Linked DNA regions of Homo sapiens: region 2 is linked to region 1. The links are chromatin loops, found by intact Hi-C in ENCODE. Cell type or tissue: Panc1. All regions are shown on one strand. Links, peaks and the distances in the headings refer to the core of each region. The heading gives the core; the rest is flanking DNA.

Region 1 (7,984 bases), core at 1,809-6,808:
CAGTCCTCCCCCACATCTGCTTCCTCCCCTTATGAGTGAAAAAGTTTTCACGGAAAATTTAGAATTTGGAACCTTCTTCAGATTCCAAAGAAGTTATTGTTCTATATCATGCTGCTTTTGCTTGGGTGTTATTTCAACTCAGAGAAAGTAGAAACTCACATCTCTATTTTGCTGGAATGCTCTTCCTGAATCATTAAGAAAACAGTAATTAAGTACCTTCTTTGTTTGAAGCTCTTGAGTACTTTTTGAAGCCCATCTCAAACTCAAGTCCTAGAGTCCACATTCCCCACATTATCTGTTAGGTTTTCAGGGAAGAAGGATGTTGATGGGGTCGGCTCAGGGACAAATCACTGGAAGATCTCTGGGAGATCGTCGCATGATAGTCGGAAAGTTTTCATCGCAAGGAGAAGAGAAACAAGATAGCATCAAGGTGGCAAGAACCTCTCACTTTTTATTGTGTGGAAGCTCAGGACCTGAGATGCTAGGGGGACAAAGTCTCAGAAAGGCACAGACAGAAAGGAGAGAGACGATGGGGGTAATGTGAGTAAGAAGAAAGTGAGGGTGGGCTTGATGACTTGAAGAGCAAGACCCAGAGAGAAGCCACATCATCTCACACTACGATGTGGCTGGGAAAGGTCTGAGATTGGCAGCATTTAAAACCCTGGCTTCCAGGGTGCTGGGCCTGAAGGAAACTGAGAAATTTTCTGGCCAGTGATTCTCAAAGCCTGGTCTGTGGACTACCTCTTCAGAATCACCTGGTGGGCTGATTATACCTGCAGATTCCTGGTATCCTTCTGACTTACTGAATCCTATTTGCTGGGGGTTCGGCCCAGGCAGCTACCATTGTTTATGAAGTTTCACAAGTGATTCTGATAGTTCTCAAAGTTTGAGATCCCTTAATCTAATTCAACCTCCTCGTTCTCCAGGTGTGAGGCCTGAAGCCTAGAGAAGCAAAGCAGCAAGCCTAGAGCCACAGAGCTAATTGATGGCAAAGCTCAAATGGGAACTCTGTTGCTCCTGATCACCAGAGCCGTGTTCTTCCCATTTGAATATGCTGGAAGCCTCCTTACCTGTTTGGAGCTATTTCCCCTGCCCCTAAAAGCCAAAGCCTGCACCTTTGATCCATTCCTGCATCCTGCTGAGGCCTTCTCCTTCCTGAGCATGCTCTGGTCACAGCCTCTGCAGGCTGGAGGCCAGGGGCAAAGGAAGAAAGACTCAATTCTCTTCCAAGACTTTAGTAACAGGTGTGGGATTGGCAAATGTGTAGAGAAGGAGAAAAGACACAGTTATACCGAAGGGGAGATTGGGGTTTGGTTTGTACTGCTCATAGCTAACTTTCATTGAGCATCTGCTATACACCAGATACTGTGCTAAGTCCTTCCTATACATTAATGCAAACTCCATGGAGCAAATATTAATCAGCCCTGTTTTGTAGACGAAGAAACTGAGGCTCATACAGGAGTGGTCATTTGGCCAAGGTCATATGGCTAATAAGAGGCCAAATCACCTCCATCAGCTCCATGTACAACCATGATCTTTGTAATGACCCAATGCAGTGTGAACTGTCATCCACTGTAAACCGAACAAGCCTGCAAAAGAACCCTGAGACCTTGGGAAAGAAAAGCAAGCTTCCCTGCAATGGTATGTGATCACGCCTGGGGAGTAGAACTTTTTCAAACCCTTTCTGCTTAACACTAACCATTGAAAATATTTCTGAAAGGCATTAGCCTGCAGGCCTGCTTTAGAAAAGATGACATGGAGAAAAGGTTAGACGGCTTTTGAAAATCTTTTTCTTTCTTTTTAAATGGAAACTCGATATCTGTTTGCTTCCTTTCTGTTTGCATTTTTCTCTTGAAAGCAGTGTGCCTTCAGAATTTATAGCTGTTTGAGGGATTTGGTTATATTTGGGTCTGACCTGAGACTCCGGTGTGATTGCAGGCATATGTGGTCCGCAGTATAGCAGCTGTTACCTCTCCTGATATCATGGCACATGACTGTGTCATGATAAACTCCCTCCATTCATTTTCTGTAGTGTCCCCCAGGGATAGGAGAAGGAATCAAAGCAGATCAGTGCCTCAGAGGAAGGACAAGGGATCCCCAGGCCATGTGGACAGCATGTGACAGATGCCCCCCTTTAGGTTTACCTGCTAACCAGACCTTGGCTTCTTCCTTAGAAAACATCAGGTAGCCTTTTGAACAATTCAGTTAGTAGGACCACCAAACAAAAAGAAGACGAACATGTTTTCATAAGAGGGGGAGGACGCACTGAATTCCATCTTACCAGGATTTGGTCTCTGTCAGCTGAGATGAGGGACAACTATAATTTGATTCTGGGCATTCCATAAATCACTAGAGTTAGAAACATTTTTGGGTAAAAACTAAAAATGTGTGACCCTCTAGTCATCTTCTCTTTCACATCTCAAGCTTTCAATAACTTAAAGGCTGGTTGGGGCTGTGTGGCTGTAAAATGCTCTTATTAACGGATAATGAACGTAGTATATCTGGGTGATAGCTGTCAGTGAAGAGGGGAGGGAGAGAATGCAGCCTCTGCAAAGCTCTTGAGAAGCGTGGCTTCTGCTCTAGCCCTGGAAATGCTGAATGAATGCTGCCTTTCTGTGTACGAGCTGCCTCCCTGCTTCCCAAATGCCGCGTCTGCAGTAACTACAAACTATTTTGTATGCTGCATTAGTGACGCTGCCTTAGCCGACACATCATTACTACTGAAATAACGCCGGTGTGATATTCAAGCCCAGTGAATATCCTTTTTAATTATTAAACCGAGGCTGTTGAGTGAGTCATTCCTCATACCAGATTTTCCTTCCCTGGTTCTATTTCCAGAAGCTAGTGCCTTAGCGTGTTCTACTAACACCTGAGTTGGTTTTTAGCCAGCTCCCCAATCTGCAAACCCTTTGCAGAACAAACAATATTATTCAATCTCCGAACACGCACAGACTGCATAAGAAACAAAACCCACAAAAAACTTTAGAGTAAGCTCATCAGTAAACCCAAGGTCCAAAAATGCCCAGTCCCCCTGCTGCTAGTCCCCAACTTACCAAGCGGTAGAGCGATGAAGAAGGGTAGCCAGCACAAGATGAACATACCGACCACAATGCCCAACGTCTTAGCTGCTTTCTTTTCCCTGGAGAACTTAAAAAGTTTGACAGCTATGGAACTCCTGGGGTTGTGGCCCTTGGCCTTGGTACTGCTAAGGGTGTCCTCGTGAAAGTTCTTGGAATGGATCCTCAGGGTCAGCTCCTTGGAGTTGGACATCTCCTTCATGACTCCTGCCTCTAGGTTCTTGGTGGTTCTCTTGGCCACTATATAGACACGGCAGTACATGACTAGAATGACCGCCAGAGGGATGTAGAAGGAGCCCAGAGAGGAGAAGAGGGCATAGAAGGGTTCTTCGGTGACCCCGCACTCCTTGTCATCGTTGGGTGCCGGCTCCTTCCACCCAAGGAGAGGCCCGATGGAGATGACGGTGGACAAGACCCAGACACTGAGCAGCGCCAAGATGGCCTTCCTCCGGGTGACCAGCGTGGGATACTGCAGAGAGTAGCGCACCCCGATGTAGCGATCGATGGAGATGGCGCACAGGCTCAGAATGGACGCTGTGCAGCACAGGACATCCACGGCTGCCCAGATGTCACAGAAGATCCGCCCCAGCACCCAGTAGCCGAGCACCTCTAGGGCCGCTGAGAAGGGCAGGACGGTGAAGCTCAACAGCAGGTCGGCCATGGCCAGGTTGACAATGAAGTAGTTGGTGGGCGTCCGCAGGTGCCGGTTGCAGGCCACAGACAAGATGACTAGGATGTTGCCCACGATGGCAAAGAGGATGAAGGCGCCCAGCACCAGGCCCACAGAGATGGCCCTGGTGATGTCCAGCTGGGGCAGTGTGGAGTTGCTCGAGGTCTGGTTGGGGCCAGTGAAGTTGGCATTTTTCAACTCTCCCCAGTGGGCAGGTGCTGATGTGTTGTGGCCGGTGTCCAGGTCGGGATTCATCTTAGAGTCCGCCCTCCATAGCCAGGGGGATGATTGGGCTCGGAAGGGCTGCGGCGAAGGCTCCTCAGCTGCCCTGAAACTTTGCTTCCCCCGTGGTCTTCTTCCCAGAGGCGCCCTCCTGGCGAGGAGTCATCTCCCCCGGGCAGCCCAGCCCGGCAGCACGTCTCCTGCCTGCACCGAGTCGCTCGCTCGCCTGTCAGAGGGAGGAGGAGGAGGAGAGGGGACGAGGCGGCAGCTCCAAGTTTAATGGTCCACGTCAGGCGCGCCTGGCCGGGCTCGCGGGGGAGCGGCGGGGAGGAGGGGGCGGCAGGGCCGGGGGCGCCCGGCGGTGCCCAGCTCGCTCGGGTCTGCGGACCGCGGCGCGTCCTCCGCCCAGCGAGCGCCGAAGAGGGTCTGCTTTCAATGAGCCGCTTCTGGGCTGACTGCACGGCGGTGACATCAGGCGGGGGAGCCCGGCGCCCTGACTCCGCGCGGCACTAGGGGGCAATGCGGGTCCAGCCAAGGCGCCCGCAGCCCCGACGCCGCCACCCCGCAAGCCGGGAAGCCAGCCGCGTCCCCCGCCGCTCCCAGGGCGCGCCCTCTGCGGGGGGCGGGGCGGGGGCAGGGGCCGCGAGGGCGGGACCTGGGCGTGGAGATCGCGGGTCACCCACCCCTAGGCGGCCCGCTGGGGTTATTTTCCCCGCTAGTCACTCTTCCGTGTCAAAGGTGGGTTGGGGGCTGCTTACCTTTAATAGGGGGCTCCCGGAGTGGGCCCCGGATTTAACGGGATATGCAACTTGTCCAGCACCTAAAAGAGGGAAAGAGAATTCTAGGATTGGGCAGGTGGGAGGGACTTGAGTCGGATCTGAGGCCAGCCCTCATCCTTCATCTGGCTCCCCTCGCCCCGTGCAAACTCTTTGGCCCCAGTAAAATCTGGCTTCTCTTCATCCTTTCATTCGCTCAGGCATTCACTCATTTATTCAGCCGATTCTTACGGAGTCTCCACTCTCTGCCCTGGCTCTGGGCGCTGTGAACATAGCAACTGAACAAAATAGACGGACTCCTGCCCTATAGGAGCGTAGCTTCTCCCGACAGAAGACAGACAGTATACTAAATAAGCAAATGATGAGGTGTGTAATGTGATGACAGGTGTTAGGCTGAAAATAAAGTAAGGAGGGGGAAATGCAGTGGGGTGTTTGTGGGGTGGATTTGAAATGTTAAGTGGGTGCTTGGGATGTCACTGAAGTGATATTTGAGGAAACATGAAGGGAATTGAGGGAGGAAGCTAGCTGGCTATCTGGGAGTGGGGGTGAGGGAGGTCAGAGACCTGGGGAAGGGACGTAGAGGATCTTGGTTATTTGTTGAGTTTTTTCCTTTCTGTCTGATATCCATGTTGGACATTCAGTCACAGGGACGCACTCCCAAAGGTGGGTGAATGGTACTTAGAAGAGAAAGTATGGGCCAAGAAAGAAAGAAAGAAAAAGCCAAAGAACTTTATGTTAGTTCACATTTATCCAACATTTATTTTGTCCTAGACAGTGTGCTGAGTTCTTTTTGCATTTTCTCATGACTCTCATGAGAGAAAGAATACACTCTTCACCATTTCTATTTCATGGATGAGACACCAAATTATGGGGAAGTTTAGCTGTTCGCCCAAGTTCACAAAGGCATGGAGGAGAGCTGCTGGGAACTGAACTCAACTGTGGGGTCTCTCCCAAAGTTGGGTACTCAGCTACTGTGTCATACTTTTCCCCCGGGGCAAGGTAGGGGATGGAACCACTGTTATAGATGGAGCTGCCTTTTGAGTAGTTAATTTTGGGGCCTGAGCCACTGGTGCTGGGCAGGGACTCCCATGAATTGAGCGCTTACTGATAGCCATGCATTTACTCAGTTTCTTTGAGACTTTACAATTCTTTGAGAGAAGCATAACCATTGTTCATTGAGAGATGAGAAACAGTGGTTCAGAGAGAGTCAGTTGATTCCTGAGGTCATAGGCTAGCAAATATATGGCAGAGCAATGGGCAGTGGCAGCTGGAGATTGAAAAGTAAAGCCTGATACCTTCTTTTACTCCAGTTCACAAGCCTGCATCTTGGGTTTCTCACCTTCTGCTCTTGATACTTGTTATAACTTGATATTCACGGGTGGGGAAAACAGAAGTCACTCAGGATGACTTACATCTAAGCTTCTCAACCTAGAGGTAAGCTCTTAACCTCTTTTTATTTTTATTTTTTGAGAAGGGAGGCAGGTGGTTATCATACACGTATCGAAGGTTTTAATTTACTCCCAGCAAAGTGCACAGACTCCACACATGTGCAAAATACACAATTTCAGGGGGTTTCCCTCGGGTTAAGAAATCTGTGGTAGAGACAGTCCTGAAAATGGATTATTTTCTATTATAATTAAATTGCCCTAAGCTGTATTTGAAGATTTGATAATAAGAGATTCACAAGTTTATAGTGATTTAGATCTTCAGAAGCTCTCAGAACCTTGGTTTGCTTATCTTCCTGTGTTGGAGGTGGTGCACTAGGGAAAGAGACTTGGCAAGATGGTCAGGAGCAGAGCTGGTTAGGAAACTCTGTTTCCCTGGCCTACAGGACAGTGCTCCTTCTGCTCCTGCAGCCACTCATGACCTACACAGTGGGGTGTGAGACTGGAAGAACTTGGCAGCCCTCTGTCAGGGGTCTTTATTAAAAGGAGAGGCTGTCATTGGTCCTGGGTGGCTCAGACTAGTCTGTCTGCAGATAGGACCTGGCTTAGATGATCTTTGAGATCCCGTAGCTCCAGGTGGTCAGCTTCTCTTGCTGGATAAAGTGGCCCCCGAAGGCACCTGCTATCCTTTCTCTCATGCATCTTCCAGGGTAGGGGTGAGAGTGAGGTATCATGAACTCAGTTCCCACCATTCCCAATGTATCATTAAGTCTAAGATAATGGGGCTTCTCTTGAGCTGGTTTACTTATAAGGGGAGAGGGAGGAGGAAGAGAATACCAGTAACCTGGCACGTAGCTGGCATTAGCACAAAGACAGGGGTGTAGGGGAGGGTAAGGGTGGGATAAAATAAAGAGCAAGTTCCAAATCCACATTTTGATTGTGGTGGCCCATTTCCCACTTCCCTGGGCATTAATTTCACCAGCTATTGAACAGCCAGCAACACACCATTGAATTTACTGAGGCTGTGTCTACATAATCACAGTAACCAGCTGCAATGTGAAAACTCAGCCTATCAGACATTTTTCTGTGGTGGCAAAAGGCCAGGATGAAAAAAAAAGAGCAAATCTGAGATTCAGAGATGGTTTATCCTCATTGTGAAAGAAAATAGTTTGTTACCTAGATGAGAACTTATGTCTTGATTCAGGTGTCAGGATGTGGAAGAAATTATTGAGCCAGATTGACAAGTTCAAAATCCTTGCAGATTTCAGACTTGTTGTCATTTACCAGTGTGTTTCGTGAAGGCAAAACAAAGATCTCACTGTAAGGGGAACAGGTATTAGCCTTAATAACAGCCGTGTAGCAGGACCCCACACAGCAACCTTTGCTAATGGTGCTTTCCTTGCTGCTCCTCCCCTTCCTTTGCTAGAGATGCCTCTTAACCCCTCTGGCTGATTTTTGACCCATGGACTTGACCATTTGTTTAGGTGTCATGAGAACACAGACGATATTTCATTTTCTCGGTACTCCCTGGGGCAAAGTCAAGCACAGAGCTCTGACTCACTCGACGCTTGTGGAAGAAGAATCTTTTCATTATCCATCTTATTGCATTAGAAACCTCTGATGTTGCAGAACTCCCATTTCTGCGAACCCTCCAGGGGAAGCTGCCACTGAAGTTGACCTGTAGAGAAACTGAAGCTATGGGAGATTCAAGGATCTGCTTAAGACATCTATGGGAGGAGATCTGTCACCTGTGATCATGCAATTTTTCATGGTGCTCTCTCTAGCTTTCAATTCGACCAGGCATATAGAGATGCATGTACTCTGTGTAAGCACCATGCTAAGTACCGTGGGTGA
Region 2 (7,480 bases), core at 1,253-6,252, 400 kb after region 1:
GAAGTCAAGGAGAGCAGCCTCAGAAAAAAAAAAAACAACCCTTCCGACACCTTGATCTCAGACTTCTGGCCTTCAGAACAGAAAACAAATTTCTGTTGTCCAAGCCGCCTACTCTGCGGTGCTTTGTTATGGCAGCCCAGCAAACTAATGCCCTTGGGGACTCACTCTATAGAATAGAATGCAGCCAAAATGATGCCGCCTGGCTTCTCAGGCTAAGTCAGAAAGGGTGATGGAGCTTCTGCCTAGTTCTCTCCCAAGACGCCCACCCTTGGAACCTGGCCGCCACATGGTGAGGAGGAAGCCCAGGCCCCACAGAGAGGTGTGGGTGTTCTGGCTGGCATCCCCAGCTAGGGCCCCAGATCTGACAGCCAGCATTAATTGCCAGGTATGTGAGTGAGCAAACCATGAGAGGAGTCCAGCCCTGGCCTTCCAGCCGTCCCAGCTGAGCGGAGAGACAGACATGCTGTTCCTGCAGCATCCTGGCCAAACTGCCAATTCGTGAGTAAAATAAATGTTGTTGTTTTAAGCCAGGGCATTTTTTAAAGCAGCAGTGGATAAAAAGAACACCCGTCTTGAGGTATCAACAGTTTCTTCTGCTTCTCTAACCTTAAGGAACATTTTCTGTCTCCTCCTCCCCGTTTGGAAAGATCCCATAAAATCTCCCCTCCATTTGTCTTTAGTTATACAATATTGGCTTCTCTTGCCAGGGGGTAAGGGTGGGGGGAGAAGAGGTTTATGCCAACCAGTGTTTCTTATGAATTTACACGAATACAGTAATTTGAGTGTTCCCCATACAACAGGCTTTTATGTCAGGTGGAAGGTGAGGTCTGTAAAAGTAAGCAGGTCAGTGCGTTTTTATACAGTGGTGATGAATAAGTGCAGGTCCCCATTGGCCGCCTCTGCTCATGCTTCATGCCAACCTTGAGTTTATATGCAGCACTCTGCCACATCCCTCCAAAAAACCCAATTCCCAAAGCATTAGAGATTAATGCAGACATTATTGAAAGTTGAATTGGAAAGTGGAGAGACAGGTACATTTCCCATTACACAAGAAAACTTTTGGAGTCTACCGTAGACATCACCACCTTTTCTTTCTAGTCTTCCCACCATCTATCCCCTCCCCGCAGGTGCCCTATCACCTCCACCAGCGAGATTCCACCTCCCTTCCCTAACTTGCTACTCTCAGCCTAATAAAAAATCCTGGGCAGCCAAACAGGAACAGCTTATTGTTCCTGAAGCATGCCCCAAAGGCTTTCAGCTCATTCCAACACACTTCCAAACTCATTTTAGTGTTCTTACTCATGTTACTTGTTTCTGTTTCTTTCCCTTGGAGCTCAAGGAAATTGGCAAGAGTCGCACTGTTTTCTCTTCTCTTTGCTGTGCTGAAGAATGCGACCATGGCAGCCCTCCTCTAAAATTCCCTTGCCAAAGTCAACAATGAGGTGGAGAACCTAGAGCCAGGCACCCTGTGCCTGATGTCCCAATCTTGCTGTGGCAATGGCCTTACCTGCAAATGGCACGCAGCACATAGCTCTAAAACAGCAACAGGACAAGGCAAGTGCAAAAGGAAATGCTCCCAGTGTGCCCATCATCATTTTTCTTGCTAGATGGAGGGTATTGGAATCTATTCCTCATCTCAGAGGTGGGCAAACTGTGGAAATCAAACCAGTGGGTAACACCAGGGATGTAGATTAGTGGAAGTCAGCCGACTCTCAGAGAGGCAATTATGTAATAATTATAACATTGTTATGTAACAATTATAAAGGGGACTTCCAGACCACTTCTGAGACAGACATCATGCCAAGTGCTTTATGCACTATCCCAATTAATACTCAGAACAACCTTGTGAGGCAGGTACCATTATTATTCACATTTCACACATGGATGGCAAAACGGAGGCTCAAAGGTCCTAAGGGCCTTATCCAGGACTACAGAGCTAATGAGGACAGCTGACTAATGAGCAAATGAAGACAGTCCTCTTGTCTCCTAGTCTGTATCAAAGGAATATCAAAGGAATCTGGTCTGAGAAGGCCCAAAAAGAAGAGCTGCCTTTTTTTGAGTATGTGCTAACCTTTGAGGAAAGGTCTCTGTATGGTTGCACATAGCGGCTCTGTGAGGAAGATGTGCTTATCATCCTCATGGAACGAATGAAATGGGTTCAGTAGATGAGTGGGGAGCAATAAGCTTAATAGGATGGATGGAATCGAGAGGGTAGGTAAGTCTGGGAGGTCTGTGAGTCATCTACATAGGATTGGCAGGTTGCTTTTAAGGTTTCCTTTCTTCAGCGGTCACTCTTCTATTTAATATTCGACTAGCAATAGTCTGAACCTGTCCCTCTCCACTGGACCACACCAGCATGAGGCATCTTCAGTTTCCTTCCCTGGTTTTACTGTCACTCCCTGAAGAATGCTTACTGCTTTGTCCAAATCCCTTCAGGTGACTTTTTGTCATCTTTAGACACTGGGGCTTTGTTTATCCTGCTTTGTCTCAAGTTGAACATTCGAGAGCATCTAATGCACAACACCAAAGTTGGCACTTTGGTCAGCTTCCCAAAGCTGACACCGAGTTCTACCCGTGAATGGGGCATGAGGGCCAGGCCCACCTTTTTATACAATACTAGGGGAAGTGATGGTGCCCTTGGCTGGCACTGTTTGAATGCAGCAGCCCCAATGAAAGTGCCTATCTCCCACATTACCACACACACACCAGCACTAGGTATTAACATCTTCAACAAGTGAAAAATTGATTGCTTTTAAATTCGCATTGCAAAACAAATATTTTACACTGCAAAGCACAAAACAAGTTCAAGTCCAACATATAACGTTAGTTAGAGGGCACACAATCTACATAATGACAATGTTAGTGTTGTCAGGACAAAGACCTTTTTTAAGTACTTGCTAAGTACCAGGTACTCTGATAAACACTTTATATACTTTAATGACCACCCTGTGAGGTAGCTATAGTTACTGTCTTGTTTACAGACAAGGAAGCAGAGGCACAGAGAAACAAAGTAATTTAACTTGCTCCAGGACTTAGCAAATCAGTAACTGAGCCAAGACAGCCCCACTAAGGCAGTGGAGCATCCAAGAGGGACATGTTTGGTGGGCCTTAGTCTCTCCTCTGTCAACCACTTTCAGGTGATTCAGGCGTATTATGTCCTTCTCCAAGCCTCTGCTACTCATTGTTAAAGTGTTGGAGACTCACCTGGTTGCTGTGAAGACCAAATGGGAAGGGGATGGGGGAAGAGATAAAGAGGAGAGAAAAAGAAGAGATAGAGAGAGGGAACGGGAGGGGAAGGAAGGTCAACGTCCCTGATTAACAGTAGCATAAGCTGTAAAAACATCCAACACTCCGATTATTTCCACCAAAGACATTTCTTCACTAAATTCTGGGCAAGCCAGGCCACTGACTATGGATGGGGAACCTAAACCTGGTCACTTCCCATTCCTGGGCACCCTCTCTGCAAAAAGAACAGAGTTGATTATCCCTGAAGAGTCCCTAGAGCTAAAGAATGTGTCATAATGGGGGACCTAGCCGAGTGGAGTGACTCATGCCTATAATCCCAGCACTTTGGGAGGTCGAAGCAGGGGGATTGCTTGAACCCAGGAGTTTGAGAACAGCCTACGCAACATAGTGAGACCTCATCTCTACTAAATGTTTTTAATTAGCTGAGCATGGGACCTGTAGTCCCAGCTACTCAGGAGGCTGACACAGAAGGATTGCTGGGGCCCAGGAGTTCGAGGTTGTGGTGAGCTATGATTGCACCATTGCACTTCAGCCTGGGCAACAAAGTAAGACCCTGTCTCTAAAAAAAAAAAAAAAAAAAAAAAAAAACTGAGTTGACTCATACCTTCTTCCTGTTCCCATCACCTGCCAAGCAGCAGATGGGTCAGTAGCCACCAGCGACACCTGCAGGCGGCGGGAAGCCCTGCAGCTGCTCAGGACGAAGGCTCAGGACTCCGTGGTGTTATTAACACTTCATTGAGTTGAGGGAAGGTCTTTGATTTTCTTTAAATCGAAAGTCTGGGGGAGAGTTCGTGTTTGTTAAACAATCTCATGCATCAAGAAGTATAATTCCCAGGAATTTCCACTCTGCTACCTGTTTCGTGAAATGCAGCAAGGAAATTTGTACTGTTCTCTCATAGACACATTCAAGACTGATCTAAATTTCAGATGCAGCAAGCAGTGGCCTTGGTTTCATTTTTTAAGGGTAGTATGAAGGTATTCCATGTCCCTCAACAAAATCCTCTCTTTCCTAAGCCTGTTGAGAAAGATTTACTTGCTATTATCAATTAACTCCTTTGGACTAGGCTCTGACCTCTTTTTGAAGAGCATTTTGAAAATGCAAACTTTGTGATAGAGATAATCCATTAAGTCTCTATCACATAGTGTAAATGACCATCAGGCTGCTCATTTTAATTATTCACTCTATAAATCTGGGGAAAACCCCTCGACTCTCTGTGACTCTGTTTTCTCAGCTGTGAAGTGGAAATAATGGTGACTGTAAAGATTAGCTGATGCAGCCCACATTAAGGGCACAATGCCTGGCACAGTCAACATGGAAGCGATGGAAGGCGTGGTGGTGGGAGTCATAGTAGCAGCAGCAGGAGAGGAGTTATTGTTGTCCACACCAAAAGAGATGAGGAGAAGTAAGACCAGTCAGTACCTGGAAGGGAAAAGGAGTACTAAAAGGAAAGCAGATAGAAGACGAAAGCCACCAACTGGGCCATTTTGCTGAGAGCTGATCCTGGTGACTACATGGCAGATACAGACAACCAGGGCGCCTGCCACCAACTCAGCAGGAGTTAGGTCCCAGGCACCTCAGCTCAGACACTGAATTCATTCTCTTTGAATCTTCGTAAGAACTGGATGAAGTAGATTGTACTTATAGCCGTCATTTACAGTTGAGAAAACTGAGCCTCAGAGAGTTAGGGCAACTTGCCTTAAAGGCATACAGCAAAGAGGCAACAGAACCAGGATCCAAACCATCTCTGTCTGGCCTCAAAGCCTAAATGGCCAACTCAGAACCACTGCCCTAGGAACCATAGGCAACATCAAGCAGCTTCATTTCTGCCTATTCCCTGGCTCAGGAGGCTGCAGCAACAGGGTGGGGTGGGGGGTGGTTGTGGGGGTACAGTGCACGTAGCTCTTCTCTCTTCAGAGTCTGGAGATTATAACCTTGCAGCAAGCAGACAAGCCCTAGCCCAGGAAGGGCTAGATCTGAAGCCCTGCTATCTGCTTCATTTCATCAGGCTGCCGGCGGCCGAGCACAGGAAATTAAAAGCAACTCGTAGATCATAGAGCGTGGCACCCAGTGATCTCAGACAGAATCCATCCCCTTCCCTCCCACTTTTCCTTGTGCAAGAGCATGGCTTTCAGCAGTCTGTTGCTGAATTTGTGCAGGGAATCAGGCTGCCCTAGTCGTTAGGGCCCTGGAGGCAAACAAGGAGACCCCGCCTTCGGAGGGTTCGGAGTCTGGGGAGGTAGGCCATTTACAGTGGGGGTGTGTGCAGAGGTGTGTGTGCGTGTGTGTGTGTGTGCGTGTGTGTTCTGGAAGGAGACACAGGAAACAGTGGTGGCCTCTGAGAGGGAAACTGGGGTCAGAGGCAAAGGAACGCCCAACTTTTCCATTTATATCAGTTTGTGTGCTTGAACTTTTTACCGTGTGTTTATGTTAACTATTTTTACAAACAATACATCTTTTAATGATGAAATAAAATACGGGTCTACATAGAGGATAGACTCCTAACCCACGGAGAAGGGCAAGATTAGAAACGATTTCTTCCAGGTGATACTCTCTAGTTCTAAAGAACAAAATCAATAGGTAACGAAGAAAGAAGAGGGAACTCCAGGTAGAGGGAGCTCAAGCAAAGGCTTGGAGGTATAGGGGCGCCAGGGCAGTAGCTTGGTGTTTGGGAAAGGGCCTAGCACTGGAAGATAAAGGATTGGTCCCTCAGCCCTTCTCCTTCCTCCTTCGTCTGTTAGCGACACACCACAGCACTGCTCAGTTCTAACTGTAGACCTATTGTGAAATTAATTGTAGAGGTGGGGAGTCATTTCACCTGCTCCACTCTTGTGTGTCAGCAGCAACATCTCACAGCTGAGGTACCCTGTGAGCATGGGCATCTGCTAATTCTGCTTGCCTGGCATCCCTTCCTCCAAGTTTTTTGGCAAAAGTACCCCCTTTCCTTCCTTGGTCAAATCTTTTATTCTCCTATGTGGTCCCGAGAAGATGGCCGGTCAATTTCGACACCCTTACTCCATGCTACCCCAGACAAGGAGGGTGGGGATGTGACCCAGACTCAGGCCATCGAACTTCTCTTCCTAAGGTTTGAACTTGGTGGAAGCCTCCTTATCATGGTAAACCCCTGGGCCAATTCACCCCCATGGGGTTGCCCTGAAGTGGGGTCTACTTGTTCCTGCTTATTGGGACCTGACTGTTCAACTTCCCCTTCAGTTCTACGTGCCACCCAGAATCCTCCCAATGGAACCCTTTGTTGGCTTTTTAGCCTATCGATTTCTGTTATTTACTACTAAAGAAGTCTGGTGAGTGCCTTTGTTCTTTGAGAGTCAAATAAAAATATGGTTTTAGACCCCAACCTACACACGATGAACGACCCTCACCCTTCTGGAGAATTCGTATTATCTCTTGCCTTATTTCACTTGTTTCCAGTGAGTTATTTTAGTTTACCGATGGTCTCACCATCCTCTGTGGGCTGTCTTTACCAATAAAAAAAAAAAAACTCAGCAACTTTCTTCAACTTCTCTCTGTTCTACCCCCTCCCAAATAAAGCCCACTTATACAAGGTGGTGTGTGTGTGTGTGTGTGTGTGTGTGTGTAGCAGTCTTTGATAAAGAGAGAAAAAGGTTTATAGAACTCACACACAAAAAAAAGTACAATAAAAAGTTAGACAACCCTGTTCTTAAAAGGTTTAACCAATGCAAACTTCAAATTCTAGTTTCTCTCTGCCAGATCCTCTCTGCCTCTATTTCTTCTCTTTCTTGAAACCCCCTCATCCAAGCTACCTATGTTATGCAAAAAAAAAAAAATTATTTCTCTCTTTATCACTTTGTCTCCTACCAACTTTGCCCTCAGGATTTCAAGGCAGTCTTCTCCCAAAAGAGAATTCTGAGGCTGGCCCACTACAATGTATTTCTGCAGACAGAAGATGAGAACAAGGCCAAATGATCAGTTGTGGCATCTTTCAGTCATAAGTTCAATGATTCTGGGCACAGTAAGAATGCCAATCTTTCTTTCTACTTTAATTCACATTCAATTAGATGGAACAATAATCTCTGCAAGCCTCTTTCACAGGTGATGTTCATTTCTCTCCAGAGGCAAGGAGCCCTCTAAGGGAAGGAAGTCATTCATCGAAATTAGAGCCACAGGCGGCTGAGGACAGGGCCAGGGACCAGCAGAGATTCTGGACAAGGTGACTGTCTGGTTGGCACCTGGGCTCTTCCCCTGCTGAATCTTTCT

The links. Peaks named below come from ENCODE experiments on the same cell type or tissue, not always from the same donor. Only the 100,000 strongest peaks of a DNase experiment are listed, where the experiment ranks them.
Region 2: a loop joins it to region 1, with 4 times the contacts of the local background. A loop is called at or near these places in 63 of 110 quality-filtered maps.

Annotation. Positions count from the first base shown.
Region 1 is chr5:159,912,924-159,920,907 of GRCh38, reverse strand. ADRA1B (adrenoceptor alpha 1B) reads right to left here and starts at 4,426. Exons shown (of 2, transcript NM_000679.4): 1 at 3,054-4,426. The coding sequence starts at 4,002. RefSeq lists enhancers at 3,236-3,852, 3,853-4,469 and a silencer at 4,533-4,592. In Panc1, for the core only: CTCF peaks have their summits at 4,281 and 4,480 (motif pointing right); no DNase peak of the experiment used is centred there; H3K4me3 peaks cover 3,561 bases; H3K27ac peaks cover 1,276 bases.
Region 2 is chr5:159,512,455-159,519,934 of GRCh38, reverse strand. LOC105377685 (a long non-coding RNA gene) reads left to right here. Exons shown (of 4, transcript XR_941142.3): 2 at 386-498; 3 at 7,097-7,235; 4 at 7,337-7,480. LOC105377684 (a long non-coding RNA gene) reads right to left here and starts at 4,358. Exons shown (of 20, transcript XR_941139.3): 1 at 3,851-4,358; 2 at 1,508-1,651. RefSeq lists an enhancer at 3,976-4,025. In Panc1, for the core only: CTCF peaks have their summits at 3,647 and 3,910 (motif pointing left); a DNase peak (open chromatin) is centred at 3,904; H3K27ac peaks cover 213 bases.